Regions from separate parts of the Homo sapiens genome. Here region 2 is linked to region 1. A link is an interaction called in ENCODE POLR2A ChIA-PET data of the cell type or tissue named here. Cell type or tissue: endothelial cell of umbilical vein. All regions are shown on one strand. Each heading gives the region's core, and the rest is flanking DNA. Links, peaks and the distances in the headings are about the cores only.

What was found. Peaks named below come from ENCODE experiments on the same cell type or tissue, not always from the same donor. Only the 100,000 strongest peaks of a DNase experiment are listed, where the experiment ranks them.
Region 2: POLR2A ChIA-PET joins it to region 1 with 8 read pairs; 2 of 35 experiments call an interaction of 5 or more read pairs at or near these places.

The regions. Positions count from the first base shown.
Region 1 is chr9:27,113,272-27,122,024 of GRCh38, forward strand. The region is part of intron 1 of TEK (TEK receptor tyrosine kinase); the gene reads left to right. Among named protein-coding and RNA genes, the nearest start is that of TEK, 8.4 kb to the left of the region's middle. In endothelial cell of umbilical vein, for the core only: no CTCF peak of the experiment used is centred there; DNase peaks (open chromatin) are centred at 4,710 and 5,880; H3K27ac peaks cover 2,662 bases.
Region 2 is chr9:27,055,141-27,063,893 of GRCh38, forward strand. IFT74 (intraflagellar transport 74) reads left to right here. Exons shown (of 20, transcript NM_025103.4): 17 at 469-632; 18 at 1,194-1,319; 19 at 5,451-5,511; 20 at 7,478-8,753. The coding sequence ends at 7,596. Among named protein-coding and RNA genes, the nearest start is that of TEK, 50 kb to the right of the region's middle. In endothelial cell of umbilical vein, for the core only: no CTCF peak of the experiment used is centred there; DNase peaks (open chromatin) are centred at 4,491 and 4,961; H3K27ac peaks cover 1,315 bases.

The sequences.
Region 1 (8,753 bases), core at 313-8,312:
CTTAGCCAGTGAGAACTCTCTTAATAAATGAAGCTTGGGGCCTGGTGCTGTGGCTCACACCTGTAATACAGCACTTTGGGAGGCCCAGGCAGGTGGATCATGAGGTCAAGAGATCAAGACCATCCTAGCCAACATGGTGAAACCCCATCTCTACTAAAATACAAAAATTAGCAAGGTGTGGTGGTGTGTGCCCGTAGTCCTAGCTACTCGGGAGGCTTAGACAGGAGGATCGCTTAAACCCAGGAGGCAGAGGTTGCAGTGAGCTGAGATCACGCCATTGTACTCCAGCCTGGTGACAGAGTGAGACTCCGTCTCAATAAAATAAAATAAAATAAAATAAATAATGAAGCTAGTATAATCAAAAGAGAAGTGTTGCTATGAGAACCACTGTGCTAGTCAAGACTGATCTAATCTGCCCCAGGATGTAGGAGAACCACTTAATATTCATAGATGCTGTCTCTTTCTACAAAACCTCAGTATAATCCTGTCTCTCAAACTTTGTGCTGGCCAATTCCAACTGAATAAACCCAAACACTTTGCCAACTACCCATCTACCCTCCCCTCACTTATCCATTTATCCCTGTTTGTATCTTGTCTGCTTCAACCAGGCCCATCTCCACAATCTACACATTCTTTCCTCTTGGCTCTTGTTCATGCTGTTCCATCCATTTAGAAATGGCATCTTTCATCTCTACTCTGCAAACACAATTCAACTCAATTTGCCCAGGCCAACTCTTCCTCCTGATGTTCTTCCCCTAAGTTTAGGCTCCTTTACCATGCAGATTGTGTCTTTGAGCTTTGGGCAGCCAGATTTAGCCCAATTAGCCTCTAAATCTCTCACAACAGATATTATTTCTTTTCTATTCTCATTAGTACATGTATTTAATGTTTAGTAATTTCTGTTGAATGGAGTTTTATGGTCACAGTAAGAAAATGTTGGTACTTCACAGCGGAGCTGAAAGGAAAAGAGAACATTGTAGAAAGGATCTCAGTAACATCGAAATAATAATATTACATTGGGCCAGGCACGTTGGCTGATGCCTGTAATCCCAGCACTTTGGGAGGCCAAGGTGGGCAGATCACGAGATCAGGAGTCCGAGACCAGCCTGACCAACATGGTGAAACCTTGCCTCTACTAAAAATACAAAAGTTAGCTGGGCATGGTGGCATGTGCCTGTAATCCCAGCTACTCGGAAGGTTGAGGCAGGAAAATCTCTTAAACCAGGGAGGCAGAGGTTGCAGTGAGCCGAGATTATGCCACTGCACTCGAGCCTGCATGACAGAGTGAGACTCCGTCTCAAAAAAAAATAAAAAAAAATTTAATATTAGGTTGGTGAAAAGTAGTGGTAAAAACTGCAGTTACTTTTGCACCAATCTGATAATCAATTTTATATATCTTGTAAATGATATTCACTCTCATCTTAAAAGTTTAGCTTATATTAAATGTTTGATGTAAATAAAGTTGAAAGAAAGTTTCTTCTGTTAGGTGTGAAACATAAAAGATATACTCATAAAAGTGGTTCTAACCAGGGCCTTACTTAAGATGAGGTATTGTATGATTGTTGAATATTACCTATAACATAGTCGTATTTTCTATTCAATAGATATTTATTGAGTTACTGTGTGCCAATCATTCATTCATTCATTCACTCATCTATCCTTTCAATAAACAAAGACTTATTGAGGGTTTCCTTTGAGCCATGTACTGTCCTGGAAACTAGGAATATAAATAAGGATAAATAATTTTTTCCCTTTGCTAAGCTCACATTTTAGTGGGAAAAATGAATATAGGCGGATGAATTGTAAAATGTTGTGATAAATGATTTAATAGAGATATTACAGCAAATAAAGGTATTTACAAAATCTGAGCTTTTCAAGGGCTGTAAAAGTTTTTATTGGGTCCAATGATACAAAATGAAATAGCAATATCTGAATTGAGCATAAAGGTCTGGTGCAGTGGCTCACACCTGTAATCCTAGCATTTTGGGAGACTGAGGCAGACAAATCGCTTGAGCCCAGGAGTTTCAGATCAGCCTGGGCAACGTGGCAAAACCCCATCTCTACAAAAAATACAAAAATTAGCCTGGCATGGTGGCACGTGCATGTAGTCCCAGCTACTCGGGTGGCTGAAGTGGGAGGATTGCTGGAGCCTGGGAGGTCAAGGCTGCAGTGAGCCATGATCATACCACTGCCCTCCAGCCTAGGCAACAGAGCGAGACATTGTCTCAAAAAAAACAACAAACAAACAAACGAAACTAAATTGAACATAAATATTTAATTAAATGTCTAAAAACGTGGAATGTCAACTAAAGAAAATGAGTAGTATTTTGAAAACAACTTGTAGGTTGATTTTTCTGTCTTTGCAAGAACTCCTAAATAGTTGTGAATATTGCCAAAAGTCAGGTCCAGTTATAGTTATAACTTGCTCATAGCCAAATGATTTTGAAACCAAGATGAAAAGGAAAAGGGAAGAAAGGACATAGAGGGAGCAACCTATACAAAGGGGGTGTGTATAAAATAGCAGGGCAGGCTTAAGGAAGCTGAGTGAAGCTGTAATGTAGGATGAAGGTAGAGAATTAAAGTTGGGGTCAGATCAAGAAGGGCCTCACAGGCCATTTTAAGTAGGTTGTCCCTCATTCTGTACATGTTGAAATTTAGCAGAGTGTTTGTTCTATCATGTCATATATCAGATTTATGTCTTGAAAAATTCACTCTAATAATAGTTTTCAGGATGGATTAACATGGTAGAGACCATAGGCTGGGACCAAGTTGGCTTCCTAACATTCCAGGCAAGAGGACTGTGAGGATAACAGGGGGCTTGAGAGAGATTTAGGAGGTGAAACTGCAGGAGTTAGTGATTGGTTGTATATGGAAGGTTGAGAGGGAGGGAGGAGAATAAGTCATTGCTCCAGCATTCTGATTTGGATAATGGTGGTGCCATTCAGTGTGCTGAATGGAGGTGGGCTGGGATAAGGCAAATAATTATTTTGTTCATGTTGATTTTGAGGCTACATGTAAAGGAAGTTTTTTTTTTTGAGACTGAGTCTTGCTGTGTCGCCCAGGCTGGAGTGCAGTGGCACGATCTTGGCTCGCTGCAAGCTCCACCTCCCCGGTTCAAGTGATTCTCCCACCTCAGCCTCCTGAATAACTGGGATTATAGGCACCTGCCACCACACCCGGCTAATTTTTGTACTTTTAGTAGAGACGGGGCTTCACCACGTTGGCCATGTCTTGAACTCCTGACCTCATGATCCACCTGCCTTGGCCTCCCAAAGTGCTGGGATTACAGGCGTGAGCCACCGCACCTGGCCATAAAGGAAGATATTTATCAAAATTTGGCTGCCCACATCTGAAGCTCAGAGGAAGGGGATTGGGCAAGAGATTGAGATGTAGAAATCTTTGGTATATGGTAAGTGAAGCCACGGGCATGGCTATATTTCAAGATTGAAATGAAGGAACGAGAAAGAGCAGATACCCAAAAATTTGATGAAGAAGAAACAGGTAAGGAGCTGACAGGAGAAGCAAAACCAATGACATTCCTATCCTGGGACTTTAGAGAATTGCTGCTGTAGCAGCCATGGAAAGAAATTTTTTTTTTTTTTTTTTTTGAGTCGGAGTCTCGCTCAGTCCCCCAGGCTGGAGTGCAGTGGTGCGATCTCGGCTCACTGCAAGCTCCGCTTCCCAGGTTCACACCATTCTCCTGCCTCAGCCTCCCGAGTAGCTGGGACTACAGGCGCCTGCCACCACGCCCAGCTAATTTTTTTTTTTAATTTTTAGTAGAGACGTGGTTTCACTGTGTTAGCCAGGATGGTCTCGATCTCCTGACCTAGTGATCCGCCTGCCTCGGCCTCCCAAAATGCTGGGATTACAGGCGTGAGCCACTGCGCCCGGCCGGAAAGAGAATTTTAAGAAGACAGTAAGATGGGGCAGCAGAGTAACAGCCTCCGGGCCTGACACTGGAGCACCAGCCTGCAGGTGTGTTATTTTACAGAGAGCCAGCTGCACCGGCAGCATCACCAAACCAGAGCTGGAAGAGAGCAGCTGGCTTCACTCCTGGCTTTCAGGAAAGGGAATGTCTAAAGTTGCCTCCCTTATTTTTGGAATTTTGAACTGATAACCCTATTCTTACCCATCTGGCCAGACGATTCCTTAACTCGTGTTACACCTGCAGAATGAGTTTTAGATCTAGCTGTGACCTCTTCCCCCAGCCCCACCCCCATTGTCCCCTTGTGTGCCTTCAGGAATCTGATCATTCTTCTCTCCTGCTCCTTCCCAAAGGCTGCAGGAGCAGGTGTGAAGACGTGGATGTGCCAGATGCAGAGTCCTGACACTTTTCAACACATCTGCATATTAGAGGAAGTACATACCCATTGCTTGGTGGTTTCATGTCTAATGTGGTATGAGTGTGACAAAGAGAGGGAGAAAATTTGGACTAGCCAAAGAAGCCAGTCAGGCGTGGGGTTTGAAGGGCATCGTGGGCGGCTGTCATTTGCTCTCTGCTTGTCACAGCCCCTTGCCCAGGGCTTGACCAGTGAGGTGTATGTGCTGGTCACACCCATCTCAGCAGATCTGTCAGCTTTCCCGCTTTTGTTAAAGGGTGATATCATGCTTCCTGGGGGGAGCACTGGAAGACAATGCTCGGCCACTTTCCTCCAGATACAATAGGCGGAGTCAGGAAGGCAGTATTGACATTGCTGGGGCTGGGGAGGCACTCACTGCTCTGCGGCCGTCAGATGGTGAACCAGCTTAACCTTGGCACACAGGGCCTGGGTTGTGCAAGGCGTCTGGCTGCAGAGCCAAAGGGGACTCCACCCTGGGGACAGGAGTGCTTTAGACATCTGGGAATCTGGGATGGGCTTCAAATTCTGATCCCTGTGTCAGAAACAACCACAAAACAATAAGAGTACCAGTAATAACAAAAATGACTACCCTAGGTTGAATGCCTTTATGTGCCAAGTGTTAAATATGATTTTTAATATTTCACAACTTTACACTATAGGTATTATTATTTTTTTAATAGACAGGGAAACCAAGGCTCACAAAGGTTAAGTGACATGTCCAAGGTTAAAATGTAAGTGACCAGCCAGGTGTGGTGGCTCGTGCTTGTAATCCCAGCACTTTGGGAGGCCAAAGCAAGCAGATTGCTTGAGCCAAGGAGTTCGAGACCATCCTGGGCAATATAGGGAGACCCATCTCTACAAATAATACAAATATTGGCTGGGTATGGTGGCACACACCTGTGGTCCCAGCAACCCGGGAGGCTGAGATAGATGGATCGCTTTAGCCTGGGGGTTTTAGGCTGCATGAATGTCGTGATCATGCCGCTGCATTCCAGCCTGAGTGACATAGTGAGACCTCATCTTAACAACAACAAACCGGAAAATGGCGGCCATCCATTATTTTGGATGCCTAACATTTCAAACTTTCAAGAACTGCCGTGCTTTCCCTCTAGGTGATTCTGATGGGTCTGCCAATCACTGGTCACAGAATGTCCCAGCCAACTAACAACAGCAGTTGGTTCAAACAGAAGATGCACAACCCAACAGGGCCAGTTAGACTCTTTCCCTGGGAATTTATGAGCACTTTGAAAGCAAAAGCCTCTCTTTCTTCATAGAGGACACTGTATCCCTGGAGCTACCAACTTCGCTGACCACTTGAAGGAAGCTAGTCTTTAGTACGAGAGAATGAGGCCAATAACAAAAGATGGACCAAGACAGGCACTCTGATAGCATTTGAGACGTGGGTCCAAGGATTTTCAAACACGCAGCCCTGCCTCTTTCAGTTCTGTGAGCTAGTTTCTTTTATTTGTTTAAGCTATTTTGAGTTAGCTTCTATCCCTTGGAAGTGAATCATCCTGACTGACCACATGTCTCAGTAGGAAATGATGGAGACAAGAGTTACACTGAAAAATGACCTGAACCCGAATCCTGGGCTCTTTAAAACACCTCACTGTGCTGCCTTCGAACTAGTGTTTCATGGTCACCTCAGGTTAGTTCCTAGAAAATGAAGGTAACAGCATTTCTTCATGTGGTTTTGGGGAAGACCTTTTAAAAAAAATAACTTAAAAATACTTAGAACAGTGCCGGCTCATAGTTAGCACTCGATAAAAATCAGATGTTATTAAGATTTGGTTATAAATGAAACTGGTGTCTCATATGTTACCTTATGTTACTCCTTTCAAAGCACATTTTTATCCACGAGGGCAGGCAACCCACATTCCATGCAGATGAGGCTCCCTGGCTTCCCTTGGTGTCCTAAGTCTGGCCTTATAGTGGGGACAAGGTGAGAGAGGCTTACACCTGTGGGTTCTTGGGCTTCTGCTAAAAATGTGGAGAGTCGGGTGGAGAGTCGGGTGGGGAGATTCCTCTCTGTTGCTCAACGAGCTGGCAACATTGGGCTCCCAACCTTTTTCCTGCCAGCCCCCAGTTTCCTCTCATTTCTGGGTCGTGACTGATCACGGGCTCTAGGATGATCTGTCATTTGAAGGTTCCCACCTCATTTATCCCAAACCTATTGATTCCTATTTCTTGACAATTTTTTTACTTCTAGTGGAATCTGCCTCACTTGTGACTAAGCTTGTTGCATTTTTGGACCCATCCTGGTGTCTGTGTGCACATGCGTGTGTGTGTGTGCATGTGGGTGTGGATGCACACGTGTGAGAGAAAGAAATAGCTCTCCCCCCATTTCAGCACATATTTGCTCTAATTCCACCTTCCTTTAGTCTCCATTCTACTTTGTGTCCAATACCCCTTGCATCTGGAAAGGATGTTCTAATCTTCTGGGGTTGATTTAAACATCCATCTATTTTATTAATCATTGCTACCACTTCAGAATCGAAGAAGACGGTGGTGGCAGTGGTGATTGCTTGTGGTCAGCAGCTTTTCAGGAGACAGTCTTTGCCTGCCTCACCAGCCTCTCGTGGTTCTCAGTCCCACATACTATGATGGAAGTGTACTCAAGTCATACCAGACTCTTTGCAGTTTCCAAACATTCATGTTCAAGCATTTATGCCTTTGTGTATGCTGGTTTCTCTTTCTAGCATGCCCTTGTCACCTCTTCTTCACCTGCTTTACTTATTTATGATTAGAGGTTTAGCTCAGGTGTTATATCTTCTAAGAAGTCTTCTTTAACCTCCTCGCATGGATTAGGGCCCTGCCTTAGCCTGAGGCGAAAACATGGCCTGAAGGCCAAGGCATATGTGCAGGTGGATTATGTGGGATAATGATCCCAGGAAGCAAGAGTGAGGGACTAGTGGAATGAAACTCTACAAGGATGCATTGTCAAGCTGGCTGCAGCGACAGAAGCCTGGTGCTCCAGACTTTCTGAGGAGCCTTATGAAATGAGACTTAGAACTTCATCCGCAAATGAAAAGGGGAGGCATTCATCTATTGCTATTCCCTTTGTTCAAGGGTTATGTAGACCTAAGAACCTAGCAGGTTACCATAGGTGAGGAAGTAAGATATACTCGACTGGGCTCTAGGTGAGCTACTTTGAGACTGCACCTGCTCAAGGATCAGAAGTGGCCCTTGCAGGAGCAGCCAGGGCAAAAGCTGGGATGAGGAGGGTTTGCACTGGTGCCTAAGAGGTTTCAGATACAGGCACCTTGGTACTTGCCTTTGTCATAATACTTAGAAAATTTAATTACAATGTACAGTTTACTGGTTGGTTTTGCCCGCTGGACTATGAGCTGTGTTTGGCATTTCAGTATTTCCAGTACCTGACTTGATGTACTAGCTGACGAAGAAATGCTTTAATAAATAGCTTTGCTGGCTGGGTGCTGTGGCTCACGCCTGTAATCCCAGCACTTTGGGAGGCTGAGGCCAGCGAATCACCTGAGGTCAGGAGTTCAAGACCAGCCTGACCAACATGGCGAAACCCCGCCTCTACTAAAAATACAAAAAAAAAATTAGCCAGGCGTGGTGGTGCACACTTGTAGTCCCAGCTACTTGGGAGGCTGAGGCAGAAGAATCACTTAACCCGGGAGGCAGAGGTTGCAGTGAGCTGAGATCGTGCCATTGCACTTCAGCCTGGGCGACAAGAGTGAAACTCTGTCTCAAAATAAATAAATAAAAAAAATAGCTTTGCTTTGTATTAAATGTTCTGAGTTAGGGTTACCTTAAGTGTGTTGTATATATTACTGCTGGCCTGCAAGATGATTTGTATATATATTTCATAAATAAATTTTTTTTTTATTTTATAAATATATTTTATAAATTTATATACATATTTTATTTGTATACATATGTATTTTTATATGTATAAATATATTTTCCATATTATATGCAATATGCAAAATTATTTACATATATAAACATTTATTTGCATCTGTTTATAGATATATGTATATATGTGTGCATATGTATCATATCAGTCATGTGATTTCATGATTAGTCCTCGTTAATATGAGGATAAGAAAAAAAGTTAATTTAAATATAATGATTGATAGAAAAATTGCACAGGTGATATGTAGACTCAGTAAGAATCACAAAAGTGATCCATGAATGAATGCAATTTGAGAGACACTGCTATAACCAGATGAGTTAGCCACTCGAATCCTGTCCTTTTTAGAACTGTGTATGTGCATGTGTATCCAAAGAAATAACAAAAGCATTTTGGGCGTGTAATTAATGCTATCCTAGTGACATAAACAAAGTGAAACAGAGTTTCACAGTGATCGACCTGTCTCAAAGCACCGTCACGGATTCTAATTTTGTTTCTCCCAGGAAACCTGGAAAGTGGGTATTTGTTAATAA
Region 2 (8,753 bases), core at 754-8,753, 58 kb before region 1:
ACTCATTGTTCACAATAACTTCATAGGACATAACTACCACAGATAGTAAGAGTTGATTATGTGTGCAATTATAAAATTGTGCTCAAATATATATATAATGTTTTATAACTTGGTTTTTTCCCTACATAACTGTGTCATGCTTCTGTTAAAAATAATGTGTCTTTATCTCATAATATAGATTATATTACTAAGCAAGAAAAAAACTTAAATGTTTGTTAGCATGGAGACAGCTGTGGCTAATAGACATCAGGTTACCTTGATTCCCTAATATATTGGTTACCTGAAATTGGTTATTGAGGGGATGAGTATTTTTTTTTCTTAGTTTATATTATCTCACTGGTTACAGTGAACATATATTTCTTTTACAGATATTCTTAAAAAACATGATTTTTAATAGTTGCATTACATTTCCTTATGTGAAAGGAATAAAATTTTGATTAATTATCACCTTAAATTCTTATGTTTCAGACATTCAACGTCTGCAGTTGGATCTGCAGAAAATGGAGCTTCTAGAAAGTAAGATGACTGAAGAACAGCATTCTCTAAAAAGCAAAATTAAGCAAATGACAACTGATCTGGAGATATATAATGATTTGCCAGCTTTAAAATCATCAGGTGAAGAAAAGATAAAGGTAAATGTTAACCAAGTCTTACAGAATTACAATTCAGATTGTTTTTTTCTTGATCAAATGTAATATATTTGTGGTTTATAGGATTTATTATTTTAAGTTGATTATTTTATATATATAAGTGAGAAAAAATAAAAATGTTTACATATGTAGTTGGAATTTAGAGTGACTTAAAGTTTTAAAGAAAAGCAAAAATTGAAAAGCAAGGTATAAGCTGCTACTTAATACAGAGCATTTCAGCAGATGTGAGCTTTGTTAAATGCAGTTTAGATTATGACTCTATCCTACCTGAAACTTGTCAGTGGCTTTCCATTGCCATTTACATTAATTTAGACTTAATTTGGTAGGGTCGGGAGAGATATGGCAGCATTAATAGAGTTATTAATACAGATAATGTTAACATAGCTTATAGTTCAAAGGATATTTTTACAAACGGGTTTTAGAGTAGTTATAGCCTTGATATAATTTTACCAGAATATAGTTATTGAAATTAAGTTAAATATGATTTATATTGGCTTACTACATATTTTCTATAACCTGTCACTTCTATTTGGATCTTTCTAGAAATTACATCAGGAGAGAATGATATTATCAACCCACAGAAATGCCTTTAAGAAAATAATGGAGAAGCAAAACATAGAGTATGAGGCACTAAAAACACAATTGCAAGAAAATGAGACACATTCTCAGGTAAAAAATGTTTTAAATGACTTTGAAATTGTCTTAGTCTATATTTTCACCCCAAAACAATCAATTTTTTATTTTAAAATTTGCTTTATATACCTTCTAGATTTTCTGACTTTTAAGACAGCCAGATTCTGTACAGTCTTCATTCAGAATGAATGGACTCCTGCTTTCTTACCTTCCATAAACCTATATTGAAAGCCAACTCTGTTAGATACTGTCTTGGGCACAACTGTTAAGATATATGGGGTAGTATATTTTAAAAATTTTGGAAGTGAAACATTACTAATACAGAAACTAAAAATCCATAAAATCACAAATAAAATAAATTCTAATGATTAGTACCCCACCACCCAGAAGAGAGAATGCTTATTGTTGCTTTAGTGTGGGTTCTTTTAGTCAATGGATAGATAGATAGATAGATAGATAGATAGATAGATAGATAGATAGATATGTGTATACACATATTTATGCATATACTTAGGTACACATTTATTTCTATGCATTTATAGAAATTGTGCCATATTGTACATATCATTTAGGAGCTTGTTTTTCATGATTAACTATACATCATAAGTACTTTCCCTTGTCAATATATATATTGACTTTTAAAAAATATTAATAGCTTAATGATATTCTAGTGCATGGATGTCGCATAATATATTGAACCAATTCCCTTTCGTTGGATATTTAGGTAATTTCTAGTTTTAAAACCATTGAAATAATGCTATAAAGAGCAATCCAGGTATCCTTGAACTTCTTAATTCATATCTCCAATTATTTACATAGGATGCGTAGATATATATACCTGCAGCCCCCTTTTCATATCACTCATCTTGCTGATAATTACTTGAACAGTGTGTGAGGTCTAGATTGAGAGCTCTGACGGGACAGAGACAATGTCTGTCTCGTTTACTTTATTCCTTGCCCTGTGGTATTGGTTGGCACATAGTAGGTACTCAGCAATTATTTGTTGAATGATTGAATGAAGCATTATGTGTCATGTACAAAGTCAATAACTACGGTCTGAAAAAAATTGATCATTCTTATATCTAATTAGTCTATATTAGAAATTTGCACACATGGTTTAAAACCCTAAATGCATTAAAAATTCCCTCTTTTGGCCAGGCACGGTGGTTCACGCCTGTAATCCCAGCACTTTGGGAGGCTGAGGTGGGCGGATCACGAGGTCAGGAGATCAAGACCATCCTGGCTAACAACGGTGAAACCCCGTCTCTACTAAAAATACAAAAAATTAGCCAGGAGTGGTGGCGGGTGCCTGTAGTCCCAGCTACTCGGGAGGCTGAGGCAGGAGAATGGCTTGAACCTGAGAGGCGGAGCTTGCAGTAAGCTGAGATCGCGCCACTGCACTCCAGCCTGGGTGACAGAGCGAGACTCTGTCTCAAAAAAAAAACAAAACTCTCTTTTTCTTCATATGGTTATGTGATCATGATAGAGCAAAATAAAAATGATGTCATTTGATTTTCCACTACATAGGTACAACCGTTGTTAACATTTTGGTGCCATATCCTTGTAGTATTTTCATCCTTTGCAATCATACATCCATATTGTTTTTACAAAAAATAAAACCATGCTATTCATACAGTCTTTCAACATTTTCTTAACTTTTTTCAGCCTTCTTTTTTTTTTTTTCAAACAGAGTCTCACTGTGTTGCCCAGGGTAGAGTGTAGTGACATAATTGTAGCTCACTGCAACCTGGAGCTCCTGGACTCAACCGATCCTCCTGCCTCAGCCACTGAGTAGCTAGGACTACAGGCACAGACCACCATGCTCAGCCAATTTTTATTATTTTTTATAGAGACAGGGTCTTGCTGTATTGCCCTGGCTAGTCTTGAACTCCTGGCCTCAAACTGTCCTCCTGCCTCAGCCTCCCAAAGTGCTGGGATCACAGGCATGAGCCACTGTGCTTAGCCTTTTTTTTCTTTTTGAGACGAAGTTTTGCTCTTGTCACCCAGGCTGGAGTGCAGTGGTGTGATCTTGGCTTACTGCAACCTCCACCTCCTGGGTTCAAGCAATTCTCCTGCCTCAGCCTCCCAAGTAGCTGGGATTGTAGGCGCCAGCCACCACGCCTGTCTAATTTTTTTGTGTTTTTAGTAGAGACAGGGTTTCACCTTGTTGGCCAGGCTGGTCTCGAACTCCTGACCTTAGGTCATCCACCTGCCTCGGCCTCCCAAAGTGCTGGGATTGCAGGTGTGAGCCACCACACTCGGCCTTTGGTGACATTTCTATAGCATTAGCTATTTCATTGTATGGATGTACCATTTGAAAACAACATACACCTTACATTCTTTTTGAAAAGGGTAGAATCTCATGAAAGCTTGCTACAACTACTAAAAGCTTAGAAATCACTAATTTACATAATTCAAATTTACCAGTTATTCTGTTCTACTTCATATGGAAACCTAGATATAGACTTATAATTGACACAATTTTCTTAGGTTGTTTAGAGTGAGGATGAGTGCTGGGGAAGAAACAAGACAAAGTTTGGGAGGTCATTGTCTTCAGCAATTCTTGGAAAAAAATACTGATACTTCTTATGGAATATTAGCCCTCCTCATTCACTGAATAGATGATTTAAGGTGGAAAGCACTTGAAAAACACCATTTCTTAGAGCCAGTGAGTGGTTAACTTGTTTATCCCCACATTAATTGCTAATTTTAACTCCATGTATTGATAACTGGAAATCATAACATAAGCCACAATTTCGAATCCTTCTCTGTGTTATTTGTCATCTTTTGTGAATCCCAACTGATTAAGTCAAATCCTGGTCTTCCTATCTTTCACAATTATCTTCTTGAAAACTGGCTTTTGGCATCTCTAAAGAATTTTATGTAACAGATTATTTAAACTAGTTAGGGAAAAACAGATTTTCAAAATGAATTTTTGCTTCATGATGTCCTTGGAGGTTTAAAGGAGTCAATAATATAGAGGTATAATGTAAAAGGAATTTGACCATCTGACACAGCATTGCTTTTATACCATTCCTGTAGCACTTAACAGGTCTGATGCATTATAAGAAGGCCACCTGTTTGTATGAAACAATGACAAAAAAGTCTGGTACTTGACTTTGCTGAAGGTTATTAGAAATTTACTGCCAGAAACTGCTGACTGCTTCCTTAAGTCCATCTTAACTTCAAGGTCCTGTCTGGGGGAGATTGATGTGATTAGTAATACCAGCTCACAGCACATACAGTTCACATAATTAATTAGCTATGATTCATTCTAATATCTAGATTTATCTCTTTGGAGGAAACAATGAGATGGATCTACATCAAGCCTGAATTTACGCCCTGAAAATTATTTTAACATGAGGATAGAAACATTTCCACTGTTGCTTCAATTATTGTATTTTTAAAAATAATCATTACTTCTTTGAAATGTCCAGGTGGAACATAATTTTAGCATTTCAATTTTCAAATGGTCCTTTGCTTTGGAAAAAACTATGTGCATCTTAAAAAAGAAAGACCATAACCAGAGTTACAAGGTTAATTAAATCAGAAAAACAATATAATTCTATAACAGTAAAATTGTCTTCTGAGGAAGCAACCATCAATATAATATCCACATTAGCTTCCTGTTGATGCAGAAATTATTGTAACAGTGCCAGCTTTTTACCAGCTCTCTTATAATCTTCACACTGCAGCTCTGCTCTTATCACAGCTTGTGGAATTACACAGGAAATTTAGCCCTGGAAATAAGGAAGTTTCTCCTATATGGCTGAACCTTTGACAGTGTTTGAATATGTATTATATTTGTGGCATTAGACTTCCAGATTTTAAGAAGAGATTCCCATCATGTCCCATTTTTCTTTTAAAAGTTTTTTTAGGGAAAGGAAAATCATAAATTGTCTTTCAGTTGGCATGTTCATTGGTATAATAAACATTTAAAATATAATTAAAATAAATATATAGAGTAAAACATGTTATAGGATTCATCACTGTATTAATATATTTACTATTATTTAATCTTTTTTTTTCTACCGTGGCTTTATCTCAATAAAATGTAAGTTGATAAGATTTAAAGTTGGAGAGATTTTTTTTGTCTTATCCTCTTAGAAAGGCATTTAATTGTTTTAAATATGGGTCCTAATTAATATTTTTCTTTTATGTTTTTAGCTTACAAATTTGGAGAGAAAGTGGCAACACCTTGAGCAAAATAATTTTGCGATGAAAGAATGTATCCTTTAAAAAGCTGAAAATGGGGCCGGGTGCGGTGGCTCATGCCTATAGTCCCAACACTTTGGGAGGCCGAGGCAGGTGGGCCACAAGGTCAGGAGATTGAGACCACCCTGGCTAACACGGTGAAACCCCATCTCTACTAAAAAATACAAAAAAAACATAGCCGGGCGTGGTGGCGGGTGCCTGCAATCCCACCTACTTGGGAGGCTGAGGCAGGAGAATGGCGTGAAACCGGGAGGTGGAGCTCTCAGTGAGCCGAGATGGCACCACTGCACTCCAGCCTGGGCGACAGAGCAAGACTCCATCTCAAAAAAAAAAAAAAAAAAAAAAAAAAAAAAGCTGAAAATGAAATTGACTGAGTTATTTTTTTCTAGGAATTTTTTTAAAGACTCAAATTTAGTTCAACACCTACTTATTAAATACCAGATATGTACAAAACCCTGGGCCAAATTAAATGAATATGACTGTTTCAATTCTACAGTAGTTAAGAGGTGTGTGTGTGTGTGTGTGTGTGTGCGCACGCACGTGCCCTCAAGTAACTAATAGAAAGCAGATTTTGGGAGTTGCCAAAAAAGGAGTACAAAGACTTAATGTGGCATAGTGATTAAGTGCCCAGATTTTGGAGTTGGGCGATCCAATTTTAAATGTCAACTCTACTGCTTGTAAGTTACAAACTGGACAATTTAATCTGTTCAAGCTAGAACTGTATCATCTCTTAAGATTCAGTTTTCCGGGATCACAGGGCTTGGGTAAAGTTAAACATTATCAGTAAATCTTCTGATAAACATGGCAAGAATTTCTCTTTTGTTTAGAGACAGGGGTCTCGCCAACTTAGCCAGGCTGGTCTCAAACTCCTAGGCTCAATCCCACCTCGGCCTGCTCAAGTGCTGGGATTAGAGACATGAGCCACTGCTCTCGGCCCCAGAATTGTATCATCTCTAAAATCTCTAAAATATAGTTAATATTACCTTCTCATAGTGTTGGGAGAATTATATATAACCATATAGTTATATATATCCACAAGTATATATATATATATATATGTACATAATATATAATATATAGTTGTTTGTTGTTTATATGGTTCTACCTTGAATATCTGGGCAGCAAAGGGAGGTAAACTAAGTAAGATCCTGAGAAGTTTGACTTCCAAGCTCATCCATGTTTTAGCCATTTCAACTCCATTATATGTCTACAAAGATGATACTTATGTCTCATCTTATTGTTTACTTTTAGTTTGATTACAGGAGGCAGCAAGCAGCTGTTGAGAACATGTGTTGTGAAGTTGTAACAGATATTTCCTTAAAAGTTGTTTCCTATTCCCTTCTTTGACCCATTCAAGGATGTCTCTGCCTGGAGAACTAGATCCTGACTCAGTGGCAGCATAGGTTCTCCCCCAGGGTGGTGCTGAACTTCAGCTCAGAAGCAGCCTGGACCCCATCTTACCTCCAGATAAGGTGTTTTAGGTACTCTGTTGCCAGTGTTAGTGCAACTTAGTTTAAAAATAGAGGACTTGTTCACAGTATGCTCTAAGTCTCACACTGGAGTTTTGTGCAACATAAAGTAGGTGATTTTGGAGCAGAGCGAAGTCTAGAAATTTGCCTTAAATTATTTGTGGTACTCTAGAGAACGTGGTATGTGTATGTGTGTATGTGTGTTTGAATATAGGAACTAGTTCATTGAACGTTAGATTGTTCTAAGACCAGAATTAGATTAAAAATGCATAACATATTAAGTATTAAAAAGTGTTTATATTGTATATGAATTTTTTGCGGTAAGTTTAGCTTGGCATTTTAGGTTTTAATTGATGCTTAATCTGTTAAAATGATGTACTGTATTTTAAAGTATTCTAATTGTGCTTTTTTGTACCATCTTCAGTATGAAAAATGTCAGTATTTAGTTCCTTTCTCAGGCACAATTAGATTTTTATTGACATTGTTTTCCCCCTTAACTCATGTAATTAGTCATAGCAACCAAGAGTCAAGAGAGTGATTACCAGCCAATTAAGAAAAATGTGACCAAGCAGATTGCAGAGTACAATAAAACCATCGTGGATGCTTTACATAGCACCAGCGGAAACTGAGTTTAAGTCCACTGAAAGTCTCTAAGGAAGTATCCTCTTGCTGCTAAACTTGGTACAAGTTGACTACCAAAAAAAAAAAAAGCTTACTTTTGGAGTTTACCTAAAATTTCTGAATGTTATAATTTTTGTGGCCTCTTTTAAGAATGATATTTTAAAATAGTAAATAGTTCAATAAATGGTTTGCATATTAAAAAGTACCATCTTCTTTTCTTTTTATGCTACTTGTATTTGAACCAAGAGATAAAGAAACTAAAAGTGACCGTTGAAATTTATTTAGCTGGTATAATCCATCTATGGCAACAAATGAGATAAGCTTTTCTTGTATCAACTCTAGGACGGATGCATGGAGTATGATTCTGATTTAGCACTTAGATCAACCTTGTCAATTTTTACTTCTAGAAAAAATTAGTAAGATTAGAAGGGAGATTTTTAGCTTTGAATGTTACTTCTCAAATAGGTTATATTTGATGTGTATTAGACCATATAATGTCACAGGTAAATATATAACATATATTCTTTATATAGCAGTTATACCTAAAGATTTGGAATTAGAAACTTTTAATCTTTGCAATTCTTAAAATATTTTTTCACATATATATACCTGGAAGAACATTAGGTAAAAGACTACATTTATAGTGGGCTGTTTTGGACTATGGCTACTGCTGTTCATTGCCACCCTGCAGTATGCATTTACTCTCTTGTACTATTAGGAGAACTTAAGTAGATTAATTTATAAACATTAGCCAGAATATTTGGGGAAAAAAGCTAGAAGAGGTAGGATTGGGAGAGAGGCATAGAGTCTGGAAGACATTATATTAACTGTAGATGTATCTTCTCTTATCGTGCAGGAATGAGTCACCTTGGCCAGCATAAAATATTACTTAAAACTATCCTGTTTTTGCTCTGATATCATGTTCACTAAGTAACTCTACTTTTCAGTATTTCTGAAACAACACATTGATTTCTTAAACCAAAATAGCTTTATTGAGATATTATTTACATACTTTAAAATTTACTCATATATGTTGATTTTTAAAAATAAATATTTATAATGGTAAATTATTCAAATTCAGTCTATATACATTTAAATAAAGGAGTGAGCATTGTTGAGTTTGCTGAACTCTGGATTACTAATATGGCTGAAGATCCTGGACATT